Regions from separate parts of the Homo sapiens genome. Here region 2 is linked to region 1. The links are chromatin loops, found by intact Hi-C in ENCODE. Cell type or tissue: mammary epithelial cell. All regions are shown on one strand. Each heading gives the region's core, and the rest is flanking DNA. Links, peaks and the distances in the headings are about the cores only.

Region 1 (11,785 bases), core at 1,219-9,218:
TCTTAATTTCTCAGCTAAATGTCTCCTCAGAAAAGCCTGCTATGATTTTAGGAGTCTCTCTTGTTGACCCTTTCCCTTCATTATCAGTTGTCATAATTTCTAATTATGTATTAATTTGGTGCTTATTTTTATCTAGATTAGATAATAAATCCTATAACATTAGAGATCATGTCCATTTTGTTTACTTCCCTGTACCTAGTGCCTAGCATAGTGCTTGACACATAGTAAATGCTCAACAAACATTTAATGATTAGATTACCAAATATCATACAGCAAAATGGACACTGGTTTGAAATATAAATGATAATCTATCCTGTAATTTTAACATTACAATTTATCGAATTAGAGTGTTCACAAATGAGTTGTATTCCAAAATTTGCAAACTGGTTATTTGACAGTCAGATTATATTTCTCCATAGAAAAAACTGTCATTGTTGGTTCAGGCCTGCACCTGCTAAATGTAACAATTTTTAGATCTTGTGCAAGCTCACCTCCATCCAAATATTGGCAACGTTAGACCTCAGTTTCCAGGTCAGGATTCCTAGTTTTCAGCCTCCACATAATTTTTGAGGCTTTTGTTTTTGTGAGTTTAAGATAGAAACCTTAGATAGTTTTGTGAGTTTAAGACAGAAATAGCGTTTTTGTGAGTTTAAGATAAAAAGGCGATTTTTAGTTTCTTCTCTTTCAATGTATTTTTGGTTATCGGACTTTTTGTATGAGGAGAGAGAAATACTGCTGTAAAGTTGTGCTCAGCGTAAGGGGTAGCCTTCAGTAGCTGGGAGAAGGGACAGCTTTCACTTGCAGTATGGAAGGAGATCTTTCAGCACACACTGAGATCTCAGCACACAGCAGGAGCTCCCAGTGTACAAATGTGTTTGTGTTTATGTGTACTTCAGATTGGCTGGGGGGGTGGGAATGGGAAAGATTCTGCTTGGAGGAGGGGGAGTGACCCTGAAATTGCTCCCTTGTACGTTGGAGTGTTCTCTGCTGTTTAGTCACAGTGGCAGCTGCACAGCCCTAACTCCATTGGAATGCTGCCTCTCAAAGACCTCAACAACAGGCACAGAAGTGGATACTCACAAATGCAGGCATATTTTTAAAGAGCCCAGTGTTAGTTGGGCATCATAAGAACAATTATTCATTGCAGCTCTCTCTCCATGAGGTCACTTCAAATCAAATTAAATTTTGCTTTCAAGTCCCTCCCAGACCTAGAGAAGCCTATTAGGCTTGGAAAGGCTTACATGGCTAACAATTTCCTGATCAGAACAGGAATTTTCTCCTGCCTCAGCCTCCCTAGTAGCTGGGATTACAGGTGCGTGCCACCACTCCCGGCAAATTTCTGTATTTTAGTACAGACAAGGTTTCACCATGTGGCCAGGCTGGTCTTGAACTCCTGACCTCAAGCAATCTGCCCGCCTCAGCCTCCCAAAGTGCTGGGATTATAGGTGTGAGCCACCGTGCCTGGCCTTTAACTAGATTTTTGTATTGCTCTTTTTTCTCTTCAAGTAATATGATCTGTATAAATATTAAGCTTACCAGTCACAGAGCTGGTTGTTTTTTTTTTTTTTTGAGATGGGGTTTCACTCTGTTTCCCAGGCCGGAGTGCAGTGGCACGATCACAGCTCACTGCAGCCTCAACCTTCTGGGCTCAAGTGATCCTTCCCAGCTCAGCCTCCTGAGTAGCTGGGACTGAAGGCATGTGCCATCACCTCTGGCTAATTTTTTATTTTTTGTAGAGTAGAGGTCTCACTATGTTGCCCAGGCTGGTCTCAAACTCCTGGGCTCAAGTGATCCTCCCACCTCGGCCTCCCAAAGTGCTAAGATTATAGGCATGAGCCACTGTGCCTGGCCAAGTTTTGATAAATGTATACACCTGTGTATCCTAATGCCCTCTCAAGACAGAATGTTACTATCACCCCAGAAAGTTTCCCCTGACCCTTTGCAGTCAATCCTCTCTTACCCTCCCCTAGCCCCAGGCAAACAGTGTTCTAATTTTTTCCCATGATAGATTAGCTGTGCCTGTTCTAGAACTTCATATAAATTGAGTCATAAAGTATGCGCTTTTATGGGTAAGACTGTTCATTCAGCATAATGTTTTTGCAATTCATCCATGTTTTTGTGTGCATCAATAGTTCCTTTTTGTTGTTGAGTAATATTCTGTTACCTGATTACACCACAGTTGGTTTATCCATCTTCCTATTGGTGAACACCTGAATGGTTTCTGGATTTCGGCAATGATGAATAAAGCTTCTGAGAGCATTTCCATACAAGTGTTTTTGAGGACATTATGTTTTTATTTCTTTTGAATATTTAGGAGTGAAATTGCCGGGTCATAGAATATGTGTGTGCTTCATATTATGAGAAGCTACCAGGCCTGTCTCCAAAATGAGTATGCCACTTTATACTTCTGCCAGCAATGTCTGAATGTTCTGGTTGCTTCACATTCTTGCCAACATTTGGGGCTGTCAGTCTTTTGAATTTTCACTGTTTTGGTGGATGCATAATGGTGTCTCATTGTGGTATTAACTGGCATTTCCTGATGACTAATGATGTTCAGCACTTTTCATATGCTTATCGACCATTCTTTGTGAAGTGTCTGTTCAAAATATTTGCCCACTTTTTAGTGGATGCTTTATGTTTTTGTTATTGAGTTATAGAAGTTATTTATATACCCTAGATACCAGTCTCTTGTCCGATATATGTTTGTGAATCAATTTCTTCTTTGATTTCATCCATCTTGGTCTTCATTCTGTAGTATAATCGAACCCATGTCTAGCACTGTCTATATAGCTTGTGTAAAGATCCTTATAAGTTTGTGAAATACATACTGGCTAGGTGGTATCTTTCTTTGATACATAGCAAGGCAATGGTGGAGTACCAGAAAACTATTGAGTGTCAGAGACTATACTTTCTATTTGCCCTTATTAGTTGTTATTTTCAGGATGGAAAATAGTGCTCACTTTCTTAGTTTACTAACAGTTTCATCTAGGGGTCTGTTTATAAAGTAATACAAAATGAAACAAGCCTAAGAGTAATTGTAAAACAGAAAACTAAAGTTTTTTTTTTTTTTTTTTGAGACAGGGTCTTGCTGTCACCCAGGCTGAAGTGCAGTGGTGTGATCTCAGCCCACTGCAGCCTCAACCTCCTGGGGTCAAGCGATCCTCCCACTTCAGCCTTCTGAGTAGCTGGGACTACAGGTGCATGCCACCATGCTCGCCTAATTTGTGCTTTTTTTTTTTTTTTTTTTCGGTGGAGACAGAGTTTTGATATGTTGTACAGGCTGGTCTCAAACTCATGGGCTCAAGCGATCCACTTGCCTCGGCCTCCAAAAGTGCTGGGATTATAGGAATGAGCCACTGTGCCCACCCCAAAACACATTTTAATGCTACTTTATACATAGTTATCTAGGGAAAAAAGTAGCCAGTGTTACCTGTGCTTGATGGTAATAACAAAGTTGATGTTAATACTTTATATTTGCGAAGTCTTCATTTTTTTCCCCCAAATACTTTCACATTTTTAAATCTTTATAATTAGGAAATAATCTTTAGTTATCTTCATCTCTAAGAGGGAATTAATACTGCATCTAGTGTAACTGTTGTGGCAAGTTATCATATTCGGGGTTTAGTTTTTAGTTTTAGTTTTAATTTTTGTTTTGAGACAGGGTCTCACTCTGTCACCCACAGATCACAGTTCACTGCAGCCTCGACCTCCCAGGGTCAGGTGATCCTTCCATCTCAGCCTGCCGGGTAGCTGGGGCTACAGGCACATGCCATAATGCCTGGCCAATTTTTTGTGTTTTTTGTAGAGATGGGGTCTCACTGTATTAACCAAGCTGGCCTCTTAACTCCTGGGCTCAAGCAATCTTCCCGCCTTGGTCTCCCAAAGTGCTAGGATTACACGTGTGAGCCACCTTGCACAGCCCAGGACTTAGTTCTTAAAACCAGGTGTAATTGAAAATCTAGGAAAGTTAAAGTACTTTCCCATCATTCATTGCTACATTGTTTGTAATACAAAAGATTAGTAACAATTCAAACATCCAGTATAGAGGACCAGTTCCAGTTCAAATAGAGTATGTTTCAGTCATACATTAGTATACTCCGCCTTCTTTGCCTCCTCCTACTGAATATGTCATTTACTTTTTTTTTTTTTTTTAAACTCATGACTTTACAGCCATAGACTTTCACAGGTGAAAAGAACTTTTGGGTCATTTGGTTCTTTCCTCTCATTTGACAGAAGACACAAACTCAATGAGATTAAATAATACCCCAAATAATAGAACTCACAATTTTGAGTGTTAGAACTAGACATACTTCTGGTTTAATAAATGTTTGAGTTCATGTTTTTTTCTCTGCTGTCAATCCCTGTGGATTTGTTCTTTAGGATGATGATTACATTCACCCTTCCTTTCTACTGAGTTTGCCAATGTGGTCTCTAATTATATCAGAACTGGATTGCTGCGACATCCTCTTAGCTAGTCATGTAGCCTAATCTTTTTTCTCTCCGGTCCATCTCCTTTATTTTGTCTCACTGATTTTGCTAATACAGACCTTTCATAAATCATCCTTTTACTCCAGAAGCTTCATCCTTTTAATTCAGAAGTGGTCGTCATTGAATCAGATCCTGAATTATCAAGGATCTCCATGCTCTGATTCCATCCTGCCTCTTCATCCTTATTTCCCTTGTTCCCCAACTGCATCTACTCATCAAGATGGTCTCACTCTCCTCTAGCTGCATGTGAATTAGTGCTGTGGTTCTTATGTTGGTTCCTTATCCTGGTACCCACTCACTCCCCATCCTCTCCATTTAGTCACTTTCAACTCATTGTTCAAAATCCAGCTCAAGGCCAGGGGTGCCAGCTCATGCCTGTAATCCCAGCACTTTGGGAGGCTGAGGTGGGCAGATCACTTGAGGTCTGAAGTTTGAGACCGGCCTGGGCAACATGGCGAAACCCAGTCTCTACTAAAAATACAAAACTTAGCTGAGCATGGTGGTGCACGCCTGTAGTCCCAGCTACTCAGGAGGCTGAGGCATGAGAATCGCTTGAACCCGGAAGGCAGAGGCTGCAGTGAGCTGAGCCAAGTTTGCACCACTGCACTCCAGCCTGGGTGACAGAGCAAGACCCTGTCTCAAAAAAAAAAAAAAAAAAAAAAAAAAATTCCGGCTCAAGCTCCACCTTCCCCCTGAAACATTTTGTGATTACAGTGATTTCTTAATCTCCAAATATACACTGTAACATCCCACTTAGCAATTGATACATGAACTAACCTCTATAAGAGATAAAACTCCAAAATCTCAGTGGCCCAACACCGTAGAAGTTATACTTGCTGATCATAGGTGAGAGTGTATAATTCATGATGCTTTGGGGGCAGGGATGGGGAAAAGGAGCGCTGTGCTTTTTGCAGCCGTTTAGAGACTCAGGGTGATGGAGGCTTTGCCATCTTCAACACAAAGCTCCCAGAGTTGCCTCAGGCATTGGTATTTGCTGAATGTTGGAAAGAAGGGACAGTCTATCTGCTTCTTTGCCACCTCCGTCCAGAAGTGGCACGTCATAACACTTCCGCTGGTGAGAACTAGGCACAGGGCTCCACCTTGTGCTGGGAAATGTACCCCCTGGCTGGGTGTCTATATCCCTGGAACTACTCTTCTCTATGGAAGAGAAGCACAAATCTGGGGAGTAGCTAGCTTTGTTACAATGTTGTCCTGTTCTGATTTCTAATTGCTTTGTGGGTGTTGTCTTGGCATCTCCAGCTGGATTTCACACTGTAACTAAAATTCCTCAAATATATACAGTAAGACAAGAGTCTGGCATTTAGTGTGTGCTCAGGAAATGTCTTTGTTAAATAATAGATTTATGTAGACTTTTTAAAAAAATTCTTAATTCCTAAATTAAACACAGAAAGGGAAACAAAGTTGACAAATCCCTAATGGTTCTGTCTTTTTTAAAACAGTACTTTGCAATGCAATTTCTCACTTCACCTACAGAAAGTGAAATTTAGCTGCAGTATCTTCAATTTCAAAATAATAATATTATTTTCTGCTTCTATGGACTATTTTTAACCATTTCATCTTGTTTGTCTTTATATTCTTGTCTTTTTATTATAGAAAAATTAACATATATATGAAAATGGACAGGGTATTATAATGAAATCTCATGTACATATTACCTAGCTTTAACAATAATTGGCCCATGCCCAGTCTTTTAAAATCTATATACTCACTTCCCTCCCACACTAAATTTCTTGAAGCTAAACACAAATATATTATTTCATATGTAAATATGTCTGTAACACCAGACCTTTGGACAAGGTAAGGCCTTGTCCAAAAATACCCCACAATGCTATATCTCATTTTAAAATAACAATAATTCCTTAGTATCTCTAAATAATCCAGTTAGTACTTAAATTTCCCATAGTTTTTTAAACAATTGGTTTGTTCAAATCAAGATCCAAACAAGTCTACGTGTTTTTATCACACACACACACACTCTCACACACTCTAAATAAATAAATAAAGAAGGCAGGAGGAAACTTTTGGAGGTGATGGATATATGTATGGCATAGGTTGTGGTGATGGTTTCACAGATGTGTACTTATCTCCAGGCTCATCAAGGTATATACGTTAATTATGTACAGCATTTCATATGCCAATCATACCCCCAATAAAGTGGTTTACAATACTCAGAAAACACCATTAAGAACTTAAAAATGAAAAGATACAAACAAGGGATACACACAATACATTTTAGACATTCCTCTTAAATATTTTTAAAACAACAAGTCTTTTCTCTGCTCCTTTTTTCCCCCTTGGAATTTATTTGTTGAAGAAACAAGGACATTTGTCCTATAATGATTCTCATTCTCTGGATTTGGCTGATTCTATTCTTCTGGTTTGTGCAACAGTTTCATGTACTTCTGTCCCCAGTATTTCCTGCAAACTAGAGATAGGTCTAGGATCTTGATCAGATTCAGGTTTTGGTTTTTCATCAAAGGGTGGGGTTGTGTATCTCCACCAGAAGGCATAATGTCTGGTTATCTCTCTTTTTGATGTTAACATTTATTAGTGGGTTTAAGAGTTTTTACCAGATGCATTCATTATAAAATTTGCCTTTGGCTTTTCGCCTAGTTGCCTTGGCTGCCATTGATGATCATTGCCTAGTCTATTATTTCATTAGGCATGTCTTGTCTCTTTTTGCAATGAGATTTTCCAATGTTTTAAAAATATTTTATTTTTTCTTCTTACATTATTAAACATATTTAAAACATTTAAACTTCCCTCTAATTCTAATAATGATAATTAACACTTTGGCATTTAACACTTTACAAAGCATTTTTTTTTTTAAGGGACATGGTCTTGCTATGTTGCCTAGGCTGGATTGCAGTGGCCATTCACAGATTCGATCATAGCTCATGACGGCCTCAAACTCCTGGCCTCAAGTGATCCTCCTGCCTTAGCCTCCCAAGAAGCTGGGACTACAGGCACATGCCACCATGTCCAGCTTACAAAGCATTTTCATATACACTATTTCACAAATATTATCTGATACTCACAGAACACCCTGCAGGTAAACCGACTCTATAACTTTGGGCAAGGGTCGTCACTTTAGAGATGAGGAAAATAATAATAACCACTCCTAAGATCGTTATGAAAATTAAACAAGTTGAATGTATGCAAACTGCTTAAAATAGTGCTTACTATATTACAGCAAGAGTGAAATAAAAATTTGCTACCACAATTATTAATATTGTTAATGCTGCTATCATCATTTCTTTCAGTTTTAACCATTATGTTGTTAGTTTATTTTAAAAAATGTTTCCTTGAACTTTTTCTAGTGTTTATGGATATTAATAAGAGTAATTTAATTTCTATGTTCCCATATAATTTCACAGTCTTGAAACCCTAGTCATAACCCTGATTAGCTTACAGTGTGATATGAACTTAACTTTTATTGTCATTTGCTGCTAAATATTATTTATTCTGTTTTCTTTATTTATAGAAGACTAAGAATCACTTTCTACCAAAACAAAAACAAAAAAAGAATATATTTAACTTATGCTGTTCAGGCTATCTATCTATCTATATATATGTATATACCATGCTCTCCTTTATGAGCAAAAAAGCAATATATTTTATATGATAAGCTTTTATAATATTCTGTAATAAAATTTAATGAATCATGGAGTACTGGAGCCTAAAGCACCTTGGAGAGCAGGCTCAGCACTTTATTTACAGGTGAAGAAACTGAGAACTAACCAAGTTAAAGGAGCTGTCCAACTTGCACCTTCACATGACCGACCAATGGCTGAGCCAGGACTAATAACAGATCTTAAACCAGCCCTAGTCCCTAACATCCTTCTATTATACTGCATAATGCTAAACTATTTTAAATGTTCCATCACCAGTTCTCCCAATACCACCCTAAAAGCAACAACGTCACCATTTGGAGTTCAAAGTGAGAAACATGAACTACATGCTTGAAGACACACAAATATGGAAGCAGCAAAGTGGAACCCAGGAACCTAGGTCCGTTGAATGACACTGGACTGATGACAGGCAGTAAGTGTATGTAAGACTAAATGCATATGTGTGTATATATTAATACACAGTCATAAAGAAAAATGACAACTATTTTCCACTGACACACTGTGCCTGGTGGTACTTGTCTGTTCACATAGTCATGTATGAAGAGGAGAATTACAAGGCAGATTTTATTTTTGTTTTTTTCGTTTTTTAATTTTTAATTGTGGTGGATTTTAAATACACAGAAAAGTAGATAGAATAGCACAATTAATTCCTATGTAGCCACCACTCAGCCCCAATATCCATCAACCTGAGGCCAATCCTCTCCTGTCCATCCCCTCATCCACTCTGTCATTGGTATTATGTTGATGCAACTTACAGACATCATAGCATTTCCTGTTTACATATTTGAAGCATATTCTCTCTCTCTCTTTTTTTTTTTTTTTTTTTTGAGACAGAGTCTTGCTCTGTCGCCCAGGCTGGAGTGCAGTGGTGTGATCTCGGCCGATCTCCGCTCAGGGCAACCTCCGCCTCCCAGGTTCAAGCGATTCTCTTGCTTCAGCCTGCTGAGTAGCTGGGATTACAGGCGCCCGCCACAGTGAAGGCTAACATTTGTAATTTTTTTTTTTTTTTTTTTTTTTTTTTTGAGACGGAGTCTCGCTCTGTCGCCCAGGCTGCAGTGTAGTGGCGTGATCTTGGCTCACTGCAACCTCCGTCTCCTGGTTTGAAGTGATTCTCCTGCCTCAGCCTCCCAAGTAGCTGGGACTCCGGGCGCACGCCGCCAGGCCTGGCTAATTTTTTGTATTTTAGGAGAGATAGGGTTTCCCCGTTGTTGCCCAGGCTGGTCTCAAACTCCTGTGCTCAGGCAATCCGCCCACCTTGGCCTCCCAAAGTGCTAGGATTACAGGCGTGAGCCACCGCACCCGGCCTAATATTTGTTTTTTGTTGTTGTTGTTGTTTGTTTGTTTGTTTGTTTTGAGACAGAGTCTGGCTCTGTTGCCCGAGTGCAGTGGCGGGATCTCGGCTCACTGCAAGCTCCGCCTCCCGGGTTCACGCCATTCTCCTGCCTCAGCCTCCTGAGTAGCTGGGACTACAGGCGCCCGCCACCACACCCGGCTAATTTTGTATTTTTAGTAGAGACGGGGTTTCACCATGTCGGCCAGGCTGGTCTCGAACTCTGAGCTCAAGCGATCCGCCCACCTTAGCCTCTCAAAGTGCTAGGATTACAGGCGTGAGGCACCGTGCCTTGTCGTTGAAGCATATTTGTCTAGAAGATTAAAAAACTTTCAGAAAAAACCACGAGATTAATTATCATACCCAAAATTGTAATGCAAATTCCATACAATCATCAAATAGGCCATCAGTATTCAATTTTCCCATTGTTTTAAAAACACCAACTTTTAAAGTTACTTTAAAGAAAATCAGCCTCCAGTGCCACACATTGTGATGATTTCTCCTTGATCTACATGTTACTTCTCTCTCTGTATTCTCCTTGTAATTTATTTGTTGAGGAAAACAGATTTTTGAGCTGTAGCTTTCCTTGCAGTCTGGATTTTGCTGCTTTCATGCCCATGGTGTAGTTACAAGCCAGCTTGAAACATTAAAGGAAATGTTCATGCATATTATTATCAGATTTCATTTAATTTTGCTGGTTAATTTTGGACACTAATGATAACAACTGGAAGTCAGAGAAACCAGCATTTCTGGTGGATCCCAGCTGCCTGTGGGCGCTGTGACTGGTTAGCTGCTATCAGGCTGAGAAAGTTTGTCTCTCTTGCCCCAATCCCTTCCTGTTCTCTAATCTAAATTGGACCTCTTGCTGTATCTTTTCAGAATACCCGCTACTTTTCCTTCCCAGCAATTGTCAGGATGAAACTGTAGCAGACTTTGACATTTTTATAGTTAGAAAAGTCAGGAGTGCATGAATGTAACTTTGAGCACAAGGGAGTTCTGTATAAAACCACAAGCATGGTTTCCAGCTGGGAATAGGAAAATATACATTTGACAATTTGTGATATTCATTTCCAGATGGGAACTTTTTCTCTTGTGACTAAGCACCAAGTCAAATTCAATTCTTCCTTCCCCTTTTCTCCTCCCCTGGGAAGAAGAACTAGGTTCCTGGGCAAAGGTTATCCCATATGTATGCCGTTCTTTACTTGATTCTCACCCTTAACTGAGGTTTGGGCTATTTCTTCATTTCATAGGCTTGTTGTATTAACAGTGTGGTCAGTCCTCCAAATAGATAGGAAGAAGAGATTCAGAAAAGGTGAGAGTACAGATGCTAGTAGATACTGAAGAGAAGCCCCCAGCACCCTGTTTCCTGTTGGGGCAAAACCAAAGGAGGTAACTGTAATAACCGCACTTATTTAGGAACATCTCAAGTTTGAAATGCAGATGGGCCGAGGACAGCGTTACAGAACCCTGCACATTCCAGGATAGTGTGGGGAAATTGTTGAAAGGTTCTGAGTCCTGAGGGATTTGAGGGTAGTGGAAAAATGCCAAGGTGTCCATGGAACGAGGAAAGATGGCGTGTGTGGACTTTGGGGCTGGAAGCAATGGCAGGGACCATGAACACCAGCAATGAATGCCAGATACCACTTGTGATAAACTGCACCTCAGCTGATGCACGTATGTGACCCAGCAAGGGCCATGTGGACAACCACACCATAGAAGCCCCTTGTGCCCTGACGCTGGAGGATAGTTAAGGCTTTCTAGAGGAAATTGGGCCATCCTCCCGAAAAAGGGAAACAGAAGAAGGAAGAGGAGAACTTTGAATACTTACTCATTTTATACTGAAAGAGGCTAAGTTATCTTCAAATGACAAGACTGAGTTAATTTTCCTTTCATTAGCAGAAAGGGGATGCAAGAGTTAAGTTGAATGCCATCAGAAAAGTTAAAAGTATATTCCAGCACATCTGGGATATGGCCATACATTTTAAACCCACCACACCACTCACATTTATGTGTTTATGTTAGTTATTTTTATTTTTTATTGCCGCTTGAGATCTCATATATGTTTATTTTAAATGTCTGTCTTCCCTAGATTGTAAGTTTCATGAAGGCACAGACCATCCTTTTTTTGTTCTATATTCTTAGCTCCTAAACCAGTGCTTAGCACCTGACAGATCCTTGAGAAGAATTTGTGGAATGAATATCAGACCCACACATCAGAGTACCTTCCACAGTATTTAACATAGAACAAGTACATAATAAATAATACTTTCTTCCTTCCTAGGGGAATGTATATTTCTTTGGGCATAGTCCATCT
Region 2 (11,785 bases), core at 1,555-9,554, 140 kb before region 1:
AGATTGTACCACTGCACTCCAGCCTGGGCAACAGAGCGAGACTCTGTCTAGAAAAAATAAAAAAATAAAATAAGGCATGAAGTGTTTTATAGGTATAATGCTACTGAACATTTAACAGACTATAATACAGTATAAATATGACTTTTATATGCACTAAGAAAACAAAAAATTTGTTTGAATTGCGCTATTGTGGTGGTCTGGAACTGAACCTATAATATCTCTGAGGTATGCCTGTGTGTGATAAAACATACTTACAAAATATAAAAGAAAACAACATGCTTGAGAGATTATTTTGTCCCTTGTATGAAATAAAAGCAACAGCAGTACCCCAAAATAAAAGAAGTATCTACATTAACCGCTTATGTTAAGACTATAATAATAAAAGACTAAGAATATTTATCCGTAAAAATGAAATAGTAAGAGGAATAGATTATACATACCCTTCCCATCTCAAATTCTCGGCAGGCCATTACAATGATCTAAAAAGTGATGGTGGGGAGTGAGATAAAGAACGTATCAGTTAAACACAATTTTACTTTTTAATAAAATACAGATTTCAAGAATTTTGCACCGAGAAGTATAATTGGCTTGCCTAAAAAAGTAGTTTCAATATTAAATGTGTAAGTTAAAGAAATTATCAAAATTAGACTTTCCAAACAAGGGCTAACTATACAGCAACAAATTAAATTGGTTCCAATTAACATGATGTTTTTGGTTTGAATTAAATCATGTAAATCTTACAGATTTACTTTGTGACTTCTGAAATTATATTAAAATATCACTTTTAGGATATTTACCTAATTATAAATAGCACTATTAATTAAAAATATATTTATAATTATTTAAATATTGAATGCGTTTAACACCATTTTAAAAGTTGATCACACCTGCTTTTTCCCATTTTATAATGTAAACTTTCCAACACACAGCATAGTTGAGAATTTTACAGTAAACATTGTATAGCCATCACCTATATTCTATCATTAACATTTCACCATGTTTTATCACATAGCTATCCCTCTATCAATCCATCTTATTTTAAAAATGCATTTCAAAGTAAGTTGTGAACATCAGTACACTCTCCCCAAAATACTTCAGCATGCATATTATTATCTAGAACACAATAAATTTTTTTTTTTTTTTTTGAGACGGAGTCTCGCTCTGTCGCCCAGGCTGGAGTGCAGTGGCGCTATCTCAGCTCACTGCAAGCGCTGCCTCCCGGGTTCACGCCATTCTCCTGCCTTAGCCTGCTGAGTAGCTGGGACTACAGGCGCCCGCCACCACGTCCAGCTAATTTTTTGTATTTTTAGTAGAGACAGGGTTTCACCGTGTTAGCCAGGATGGTCTCGATCTCCTGACCTCGTGATCTGCCCACCTCGGCCTCCCAAAGTGCTGGGATTACAGGCATGAGCCACCCCACGCGGCCAATCTAGAACATAATTTTTATATTGTTTCCAGTATTTTTCCCTTGAGGCAAATTTTACATATAATGAAATGCACAAATCCTAAAGTGAACATTCTCCGAGTTTGGACAAATACACACATCTGTGCAACACAAATCTTATCAAGATACAGGATGTTCCCATCATCCAGAAAGTTTCTTCATGCTCTTTCTCAATCCCCAAGCACATCTAGTTTTTAAAGTGAAGTACAGCAAATATAAATAACTGGAAAATTTCCCCCCTTTTATTAATCTTTCAAAGACCAGAGCATGTCAATGCTTTAGAATCATTACAATTCCATTAAAAAGCCGTAAGACAAAAATGAAAGTTTCACATTACTGATTTTCCACATCCACACAATGAAAAGTATCAATGCACATGGTTAGGTTTCAAGAATACTACAGAGCAGTATAGGGTAGCTCTTCGCAGTATTCTAATTTCTCTGCTTCTAAATCTAAGGGCATATTATTTCCCTTCATCCAAAAGAACAAGAGGGCACTGAATGAACTCCAGGGATAGATGAAATTCTCTTATACTGCATATTTATAGTCTATTTATAGTTATGTGTTTATATATATTTTCCTGAGAAGAGGGACTCAAATGAGTATAACTGTACTATCAAGTATTTTACTGACCTATTAGAGCACTAATCCTTTTCTGCTTTTTATAAGTTGTTTGATAGCTGTATCATTACTTACTGACTTAGGACAAGATTTAAATTATTATCACACCTTCTTAAAATATTTAGCCTAGTTTGTAAAAATTTAATGAGACATCCTAAAAATGGGTCCATCTTTTTAGTAAACATCAGCAATAAGTAAACATAATTATGGATTTTTTAAAAATCCCCTCATTCCTTATTCAGTAAAATAGCCTATGTTATTACATAAGTATTTCTCAAAATTTATTGTGAAAAGTAAATTACTTACCACAACATTATACTCCCATATCATCCTCCAAAAATCTATTACTGTATTTGCTAAAGGTCCTTGAGTTGCTACATATGCTTTTGGCCCATAGACGCCCTAAAAATGGTTAAAAGCAAATTTCACATTTATTTTGATTACCAAAAATATTTCATTACCCAAAATATAAGGTTTCAAATTGTATTAGTAATATTGTTGTTTTAACTTAAACCATTTCCAAATAATGTGTCTTTCATAGTATATTAAAGCATGGCAAAATATATTCAATTCACTTAAGCTTTTGATGACTGCTATTACTTTGTGTTTACTGGATATGGTGCACAGAATAGGTATTTAAGAACCGCCTTATGCTAATTAAAAATTATTACTTATCTAGGCATTAATAACAAAAGCCCTAATACCTACTCAACAAAGCTAACTGGCAGAAATACAGAGCATGCTCTGATTCTAAAACAATACTAAAACTAGTGAAGAGCTCTTTCTTAGTTTCTTCCATAGCTACCTTCCATTATCTATTCAACTCAAAAGTTTATCAAGCATCTACTATACAGGTTTTTAATAATGAACATGAGAATATAAACCAAACAATGTCACTGACTAAAATACTAAACTGGTACATAACTGACTCATACAATGAATCAGTGTCATTAAGCATAAGTAAAAACTATAACTTTTAACAAACAGCCTTAAAAAAAGAATATGAACATTGACAACATCTGAAATAGCAAACTATCAATTTATTAGTTTTTATTTAATGTATTCATTTTGGTTTTTAACTTTGTTAAAAAAAGAAATTTTTATTTAAAACCATGACTGCTGAATATTGACATAGATAATAATTTTACCACATAAACTTTTTTTTTTTTTTTTGAGACGGAGTCTTGCTCTGTCACCCAGACTGGAGTGCATTGGCACGATCTCGGCTTACTGCAACTTCCACCTCCTGGGTTCAGGCGATTCTCCTGCCTCAGTCTCCCGAGAAGCTGGTATTACAGGCATGCACCACCATGACCGGCTAATTTTTGTATTTTTAGTAGAGACTGGGTTTCCCCATGTTGGCCAGGCTGGTCTCGAACTCCTGATCTCAGGTGATCCACCCGCCTAGGTCTCCCAAAGTGCTGGGATTACGGACATGAGCCACCGTGCCCGGCCTGGCATAAACTTTTATCAGTTAACATTTTTATCAACAAAAACATGAAAATATGTATAAACACCATATATAAAATAAATGAAAATTATACTATCATATCACTTGAAAGATTAAAAATCACAGATTAGCTGATGGAAAAAAAGCCTTTTATTTAAACTGAATCAAGTAGCACTTTGCATCTATCTCTACTGCTACCATAAAGAACTTGACGCTGGGCGCAGTGGCTCACGCCTATAATCCTAGCACTTTGGGAGGCAGAGGCGGGTGGATCACAGGTCAGGAGATCGAGACCAAGGCAGGAGAATGGCGTGAACCCGGGAAGCAGAGCTTGCAGTGAGCCGAGATAGCGCCACTGCACTCCAGACTGGGAGACAGAGCGAGACTCCGTCTCAAAAAAAAAAAAAAAAAAAAAAAAAAAAGAACTTGACTGCTTTTCATCAAAGGGTATCCAAACAAAGGTTATAAAAGAGACTATTTAATCTTGGATTTTGGGTTGCCACCTGAAACAGTGACAACTGCCAAAAGTTTTACATTTAAAGCTATGTTCTAGAATTTTAAATCAGTATTATCCAGTAATCCCACCCCTAGTAATTTATCCTAAGAAATTATTCAAAACAACAAAGATGTTTACTGCAATATTATCATTTTAAAAATTTGGAAACAACCTATATGGGTCAACAACGGGGATTGATGATGTTCATTTGTGTCCAAAGGGATAACTGAGAAAATAATTTAGTAATAGGTAAGACTTCCATGGGAAAGAAGAAATAAAAAAGAAAATGTTATCTCTGCTATCACAAAACTAAGTAGAAACTATTTATCTATATGAATAAGAAGGCTAGAAGGAAAGCATATAAAAACATTGTGCCAGGGCAGTGGCTTTATTTTTATTTCTTTTGCTGTTGGTATCATGTTTGAGCAATTCAAAAAGTTTTTACAAAACTAGTATGTAGAAAGACATTAATATGGCAGAGAAACACCATTTAAAGTTAGTACATACCTTTATAAAATTTGCATTGATATAGTCTGAATCTTGTGAAGGAGTCTTTAATGTCAATTTAACTCGGCTGTGATCAACTACGAGAAAAAAATTCATAAAATATGTATGGTTGACACACAGGTATTTTCTAATGAAGCGTAAGTAAGGTTAAATAGACAGCTTAAGAACATTTATTTTAAAAAACAATGGATGAAAATGGACTCTAGGTACCAGCAGGGTAATTTCTAACATTAAACTGAAAGGAAATGAAATAAATTTTCAGACAACCACCACCTGGCAGGCACCTGTAATCCCAGCTACTCGGGAGGCTGTGGCAGGAGAACCACTTGAAACTGGCTGGGAGGCAGAGGTTGCAGTGAGCCAAGATTGCGCCACTGCACTCTAGCCTGGGCGACAGAGTGAAGATTCTGTCTTAAAACAAAACAACAACAGCAAAAAAACAAAACAAAACAAAACAAAACAAAAAAACACCACCACCAGTGACGTAAAGCAGTGTATTAAAGTTGCAATAAGAATCATCTCTGGAACTCTTTTAAAATTCAAATTCCAGGACATTATCTCTGATTTACTAGAGCAGAGTCTAGGGTTTCAGCCTCTGCAGCTTTTAACAAACATACCAAGTGGCTGATGAATACTAACCAGTGATACACAAGCCCATATGCTAAAATTCTTATTTAAAAAATGTAACTTTCATATTTCACAAGAAACTATAAAAAGCAAATTATAACAAATTAATGAATTGAGATTATATATAAAAAGTGTTCAACACTGCTCTTGGCTAATAATAGTTATTATTAGGTAATAGAGTAAAAAAATCTTTAAAAAATTTTATGAAGTATATTTTTCTTTTAAGTTTTTATTGATTTCTTTTAAAGGAATATGTATATAATTTTTAAAAATTAGACCTTAAAGAAAGGTATAAAGTGAAAAGTAAGCCTCCCCTGCCCTTCAATTCCAGGGCTCTCTCCCATCAAGATACTATATTAAAGTTACTTTTCCCATTCCAAGTGTACTTATTACACATATAGTTATATACTTTGAAAAACTACTACACAAATGCAAGCATCCTATACATGCTGTTCTGTATCATTACTTTTCAGTTTATAGTATATCCTGGAACTCTTCCCAAAGCACAGAAAGATTTACTTTATTATTTTTACTATTATTTTAAAATACAGAGACAAGGTCTCACTCTGTCACTCAGGCTGAAGTGCAGTGCTGCAATCATAGCTCATTCGAACCTAAAACTCCTGGACTACAGATCTTCCTGGCTCAGGCTCCCAAGTGTTTGGATTACAGGTGTGAACCATTGCACTCAGCTTGCACTAGGCTATCTCACTCTTTTTAGTGTAACAGAGAATTCCATCATGTGAATGTTTCATTCTTTATTTAGCTACTCTACTGATGGGCCATTTTTTTCCTATTAAAAACATTACTACAATGAACACTAATGTATATATAGCTGTTACCAGCATTGCTGTAGGGTAAATTCCTAACAGAGGAATTGCTACTTGCCTTCTAAAAGGTATGAAACAATTTATACAGGGTTATGTAATAAGGGTGACTGGGTATTACCAAACTTTTCATCACTGACAAACCAAAAAGTAAAAATATCTTGTTTTAATTTCCATTTCTTGAATTATGCAAAGGATTGTATGTTTTAATCTATTTATTGGTTCTGTGTACTTCTTTTTCCATAAACCACTTGTTTATATCCTTTGCCCATTTTTCCACGTCTGTTTTGTCCTACTGATTTTTATGAGATCTATGTAAAAAGAAAAAATCAGCCCTCTGTCACAGGAAGTGCAAATAGTTTTTTCCAGTTTGTGCTGATGTTTAAAACTTTTTATTTAGAACTAATTTTAGATTTATAGAAAAACTGTAAAAATAGTACAGAGAATTCCCATGCCTCTCACTGAACTTCCTCTAATAGTAACATCTTATATAACCATAAGACAATGATCAATAATACCACAAAATTAACACTTATAAAACTATTAATTAAACAAGACTATACAAGTCAGTGTTTTCTAATCTTTTTTCTCTTTCGAGGATCTCATATTAAATTTAATTTTTAGTGGCCAGGCATAGTGGCTCACCCCTGTAATCCCAGCATTTTGGGAGGCCAAGGTGGGCGGATCACATGAGGTTAAGAGTTTGAGACCAGCCTGGCCCACATGGCGAAACCCCATCTCTACTAAAAATACAAAAAAAATTGGCAGGGCATCGTGGCGCATGCCTGTAATCTCAGCTACTCGGGAGGCTGAGGCAGGAGAATCACTTGAACCCAGGAAGCGGAGGTTGTGGTAAGCCGAGATCGCGCCACTGCACTCCAGCCTGGGTGACAGAGTGGGACTCCATCTCAAGATAATAATAATAATAATTTTTATTTCTCCTTAGTCTCCTTCAATCTAAAAAAGTTTCTCTGATTGATTTTTTTTAAATGACTGGAACGAAGTTATGAATTTTTGGTAATACCACAGAACGATATTGTGTCCTTCTCAGCACAACACATCAGAGGATACATGATATACATATGCTTTAGTACTTGTGATGTTAACCTTGGTCACTTGGTTAATATGGTATTGCTTGGTTACCAAAAGGGAAAGTTACTGCCTTTCCCTTTTATAGTTAGTAAGTATTTGAGGTTAGACGCTTTCAGATTATGAAATCCTAAAGTAGAATTGCCTAGTATTCATTGTTTCTGGATTAGAAGGGACCATAACATATAACATGTAAAATGCCATTATTATTATCAAATTATAATCCCTTCTAATCCATGAATGAGTATCAAAGGCAGTAAAAATACAAAAGGAAATACGGAAATGTTAACAGACATGAATAAACTTCTTAGCAAAGTATTAAAGAACAACTAATAGTAACTAATTTATTTTTCATTGGCTCAAATTTTATACATAGCACTAAAGGCCCAGTTCTGCTAATTTAATTGATAAATTTACTTTTAAAAAAGTCTTCTTTAGAAATTTGTAGAAGACACATATAAGGAAGATATACTTGCTTCTGGTGAAAATTATTCATCTCCTCACTGTATTCTAAGAAACAGAATGTTTAAAATATGTTTGTCAATGCTCTGTCATTTATTTCACGCCACCCTACATGTCCCATCCCCCTTTTTATATGCCATTTGGGATAGGAAATACACATACAAAAAAAAGCTATGACTCTGGAAAATGAGAATAGAATATTCAGTGGTTAGGATAATGATGGCTGAATAACTACAGGAAGCTTCCTCTTACCATGTTTGCCAGTAATAAGGGGTCTCAGTTAATTACCCTTATTCATATGACATATTAGCCTCTATTCAAAGTATCTCAAAGGCAGAATACAATAGCTGGTTTACCACTGGGTCCTCAGTAAAGTTTCTGGTGACTGTAAATCCAAATGAGAATAGTGGCTCCCAAATGATAGTTAGGACTGGTGCCAGGCTGGCTACATGCAGGCTGGTAATTTCTTTTTTTAAAAAATTTTCTAAGATGGAAAATTTTAAGCATACACCAAAATAGAACAGTATAATGAATCTTTGTATATCCATTACCCAGCTTCATTATCAACATTTTGCCAATCTTATTTCATCTATCCCCAATCATTCAACAGCTGGGGAAAGCAAATTAAAATCCAAGATTTCTGGAGTACTACATCTTGTAGTAAGTTCAATTCAGTAAATTAAAAATGGGGCACAGAAATACCCTTTTTAAAACTCCCCATTTAAATTCTAAAACACAGGCAAATTTGGTAGTCACTGCTTTCTACTATGTACCCACAGCACATTAGATTTAAAAATCAACATTATGCTACTTATACAGCATATCATGTGTATTTTGATTTTGGCATTTTAAATGTGAATTTTAGTATCATTCATCCAATAAATATTTATTGCATGTAATAAGCACAATAATGTTGTTCATATATCCATAGTAAAGTAGTAGCAAGGAAAGGGAGTAAGGAACATCTTGAGGATATCAGCAGTCTTCAGAGGTGTGACAAGCTGGGTCTCAGGGAATGAGAAGTTTGCCAATGATTAAAAAGAAAAAAAAAATAGGGCATTATAGGTAGCATAATAGGTTCAAAAGTATAGAATTAATAAAAAATAGCTACCATGGAATGAACGTTTCCTCTAAGCACATAATTTTATCCTCACCACACACCCATGGAGATAGAAGTTAATATCGCTATGCACAGACAGAGGTATGCCCAAATCACAAAACTGAGATGGCAGTGACACATTTGAAACTGGGGCTGCCTGATTTAAAAGCCAAGGCTCTGGGTCTAAATAATACATGTACTGAAGAGATATGAAGCAACATGGGACTACTGGAAGGAAGCGGTGAGCAACAAGGCTGAAAATGTAGCCGCCTGTTCTCACTCACTTGACCATAGAGCAAAGAAGGGGTGGGCTGGAATTGGAGTATGGAACAAATGCATGATTTCAAATAAATGAGTGTATATCCACCCCAGTTCTGTCCACTGAAAAGGCCTAAAAGCAATGACACACCAAACCCTGTTCAATTGTGGGGTCAGCCAGGCCTTCCAGGATTGCTCCCCGCCCTCCCAGCTGGCTTTTCTGCCACATTCCACTGCCACAGCAGACTGGGTGTCCTTCACCTGCCTGCATCTTCTGCAGTTTGTTAAGTGGCACCCTTAGCTCCTGTGACACCTTAGGGAGAAAGCCACAGCACCCATGATTTTGGGCCACCATTAACACCCGGCAAAGCGCCGGGAACTAGAAGTAGCGAGAAAGAACTTGGGTGGCTGTTTTAATATTCTTCATTGGTGCTCTTTTTTTTTTGAGACAGTGTCTGGCTCTGTCACCCAGGTTGGAGTGCAGTGGCACCATCTTGGCTCACTGCAACCTCTGCCTCCCAGGTTCAAGTGATTCTCGTGCCTCAGCCTCTCAAGTAGCTGGGACTACAGGCACGTGCCATCATGCCTAGCTAATTTTTGTATTTTTAGTAGAGGCGGGGTTTCACCGTATTGGCCAGGCTGGTCTTGATCTGATCTCAAGTGATCTGCCCGCTTCGGCCTCCCAAAGTCCTGGGATTACAGACATGAGTCACCTCGCCCTGCCAGATTGGTGCTCTTATTAAGCATATTTAGAAATAATCTAAATATCAAAAAAATGAAAACAATTATTCCTCTCCATGGTTTTGCTAGCTATCCAACCAAGAGAAACAAAACCATAGGTCCACACAGAGAGTTGTATGACATGTTCATAGCAGCATTATTCAATATGTTCATCATTCATACAATGGAATATTATTCAACAACAAAAAGGAATGAACTATCGATGCATGCTACATCGTGAATGAATCTTTAAAATGTGTTAACAAGAGGCTGGGCACAGTGGCTCAAGCCTGTAATCCCAGCACTTTGGGAGGCCGAGGCAGGCGGATCACGAGGTCAGGAGTTCGAGACCAGTCTGGCCAACATAGTGAAACCCTGTATCTACTAAAAATAACACAAAAAATTAGCCAGGCATGGTGATGTGCGCCTATAATCCCAGCTACTCAGGAGGCTGAGACAGGAGAATCTCATGAACCTGGGAGGCGGAGGTCGCAGTGAGCCGAGATCATGCCACTGCACTCCAGCCTGGGCAACAGAATGAGACTTCATCTCAAAAAAAAACTGTTAAAAGAGCTAGACACAAAAGACTATATATTGTATGATTACATTTATATTAAATTCACAGAAAAGGAAAATCTATACAGACAGAAAGCTGATTAACAGCTGCCCAGGGCTGAAGACTCAGATCTTTTAGGGGTGATGGAAATGTCCTAAAACTAGATTGTATTAATTGTTGCAAAACTCTATAAATTTACTTTAAAAAAATCATTGAATTGCACAATTAAAATGGATAAATTTCATGGGTATGTAAATTATACCTCAAACCTGTTTTAAAAATTCTATTTCTGCAAGCACTGCACATGTTAAAACATGCAAAGGAAGTTAGTGAATTAAATTCTTCTCCATCTTATTTTTTGAGACAGTCTCGCTCTGTTACCCAGGCTGGAGTGCAGTGGTGCAATCATAGTTCACTGCAGCCTTGACCTCCTGGTCTCAAGTGATCCTCCCACATCAGCCTACTGAGTAGCTGGGACCACAAGTGTACACACGAGAGAGAGAAAGAGAGAGTATGTGTGTGTGCGTGCGTGCGTGCGTGTGTGTGTTGAGTTTTGCTATGTTGCCCAGGCTGGTCTTGAACTCCTGAGCTCAAATAATCTGCCCAGCTTGGCCTCCTAAAGTGCTGGGATTACATGCATGAGCCACTGTGCCCGGGCAATGAATTAAATAGTTATCTAACAGTAAATAAGCACATATCTCTCAGTACAATTACTTTCAATATAAATTTCCAGGCCAGGTGCAGTGGCTCACACCAGTAATCCTAGTACTTTGGGAGGCTGAAGCGGGTGGATCACCTGAGGTCAGGAGTTTGAGACCAGCCTGGCCGACATGGTGAAACCCTGTCTCTACTAAAAATACCAAAAAATTAGCTGGGCATGGTGGCAGGTGCTTGTAATCCCAGCTACTTGGGAGGCTGAGGCACGAGAATTGCTTAAACCCGGGAGATAGAGGTTGCAGTGAGCCGAGATCCCACACTGCACTCCAGCCAGGGCGACAAGAGTGAGATTCTGTCTCAAAAAAAAGAAAAAAAAATCCCAAGTCAAAATAACTAGAAATTTACTGGAGACCTACTTATCAAACTTTAAATAACTTAAAGGAAAAAAGGCACTGTCAATCTGATTACTGCACAGTAATTAAGAACTCAAGCTCTTGGACAAGGTCTCTCAACGCTGACACTCATATATTTTGGCGAGAAGTCTTTGTTTGGGGAAGGGGGCTGCATCCTATGCACTGCAGGATGTGTAGCAGTATTCCTAGCCTCTACTTGTTAGATGCCATTAGCAGCCTGTCCACTCCCATACCCCAGTTGTGACAACCAAATCTCTCCAGACATTGCTAAGTGTCCCTTGAGAGGCAAAATCACCCTAGTGAAGGCTTTAAAACCGCCTGTGTTTAAATTCTTACCCCACAATATTTAACTGTGTGACAAGCTTTTTAACCTCTCTGTCTCAGTTTCCTGTTTGCAAAATGGCACATAACAGTACTTACCTCAGAGTTTTGCTGTGATGATTATGGTAAATAATCCATTTATCACAGAAATCAGCAAACAATACAAATCAGAACTTTCAGAGGACCAGTTTAACACTACACCACTAACCTTTCCCACTACCCCAGCCAAAACTGTAAA

What was found. Peaks named below come from ENCODE experiments on the same cell type or tissue, not always from the same donor. Only the 100,000 strongest peaks of a DNase experiment are listed, where the experiment ranks them.
Region 2: a loop joins it to region 1, with 8 times the contacts of the local background. A loop is called at or near these places in 5 of 110 quality-filtered maps.

What each region holds. Positions count from the first base shown.
Region 1 is chr7:77,433,541-77,445,325 of GRCh38, reverse strand. No RefSeq gene overlaps it. Among named protein-coding and RNA genes, the nearest start is that of GSAP, 23 kb to the right of the region's middle. In mammary epithelial cell, for the core only: a CTCF peak has its summit at 5,589 (motif pointing left); DNase peaks (open chromatin) are centred at 2,475 and 5,585; H3K27ac peaks cover 1,274 bases.
Region 2 is chr7:77,574,237-77,586,021 of GRCh38, reverse strand. PTPN12 (protein tyrosine phosphatase non-receptor type 12) reads right to left here. Exons shown (of 18, transcript NM_002835.4): 3 at 4,519-4,595; 4 at 2,372-2,467; 5 at 441-479. Among named protein-coding and RNA genes, the nearest start is that of PTPN12, 43 kb to the right of the region's middle. In mammary epithelial cell, for the core only: no CTCF peak of the experiment used is centred there; no DNase peak of the experiment used is centred there; H3K27ac peaks cover 472 bases.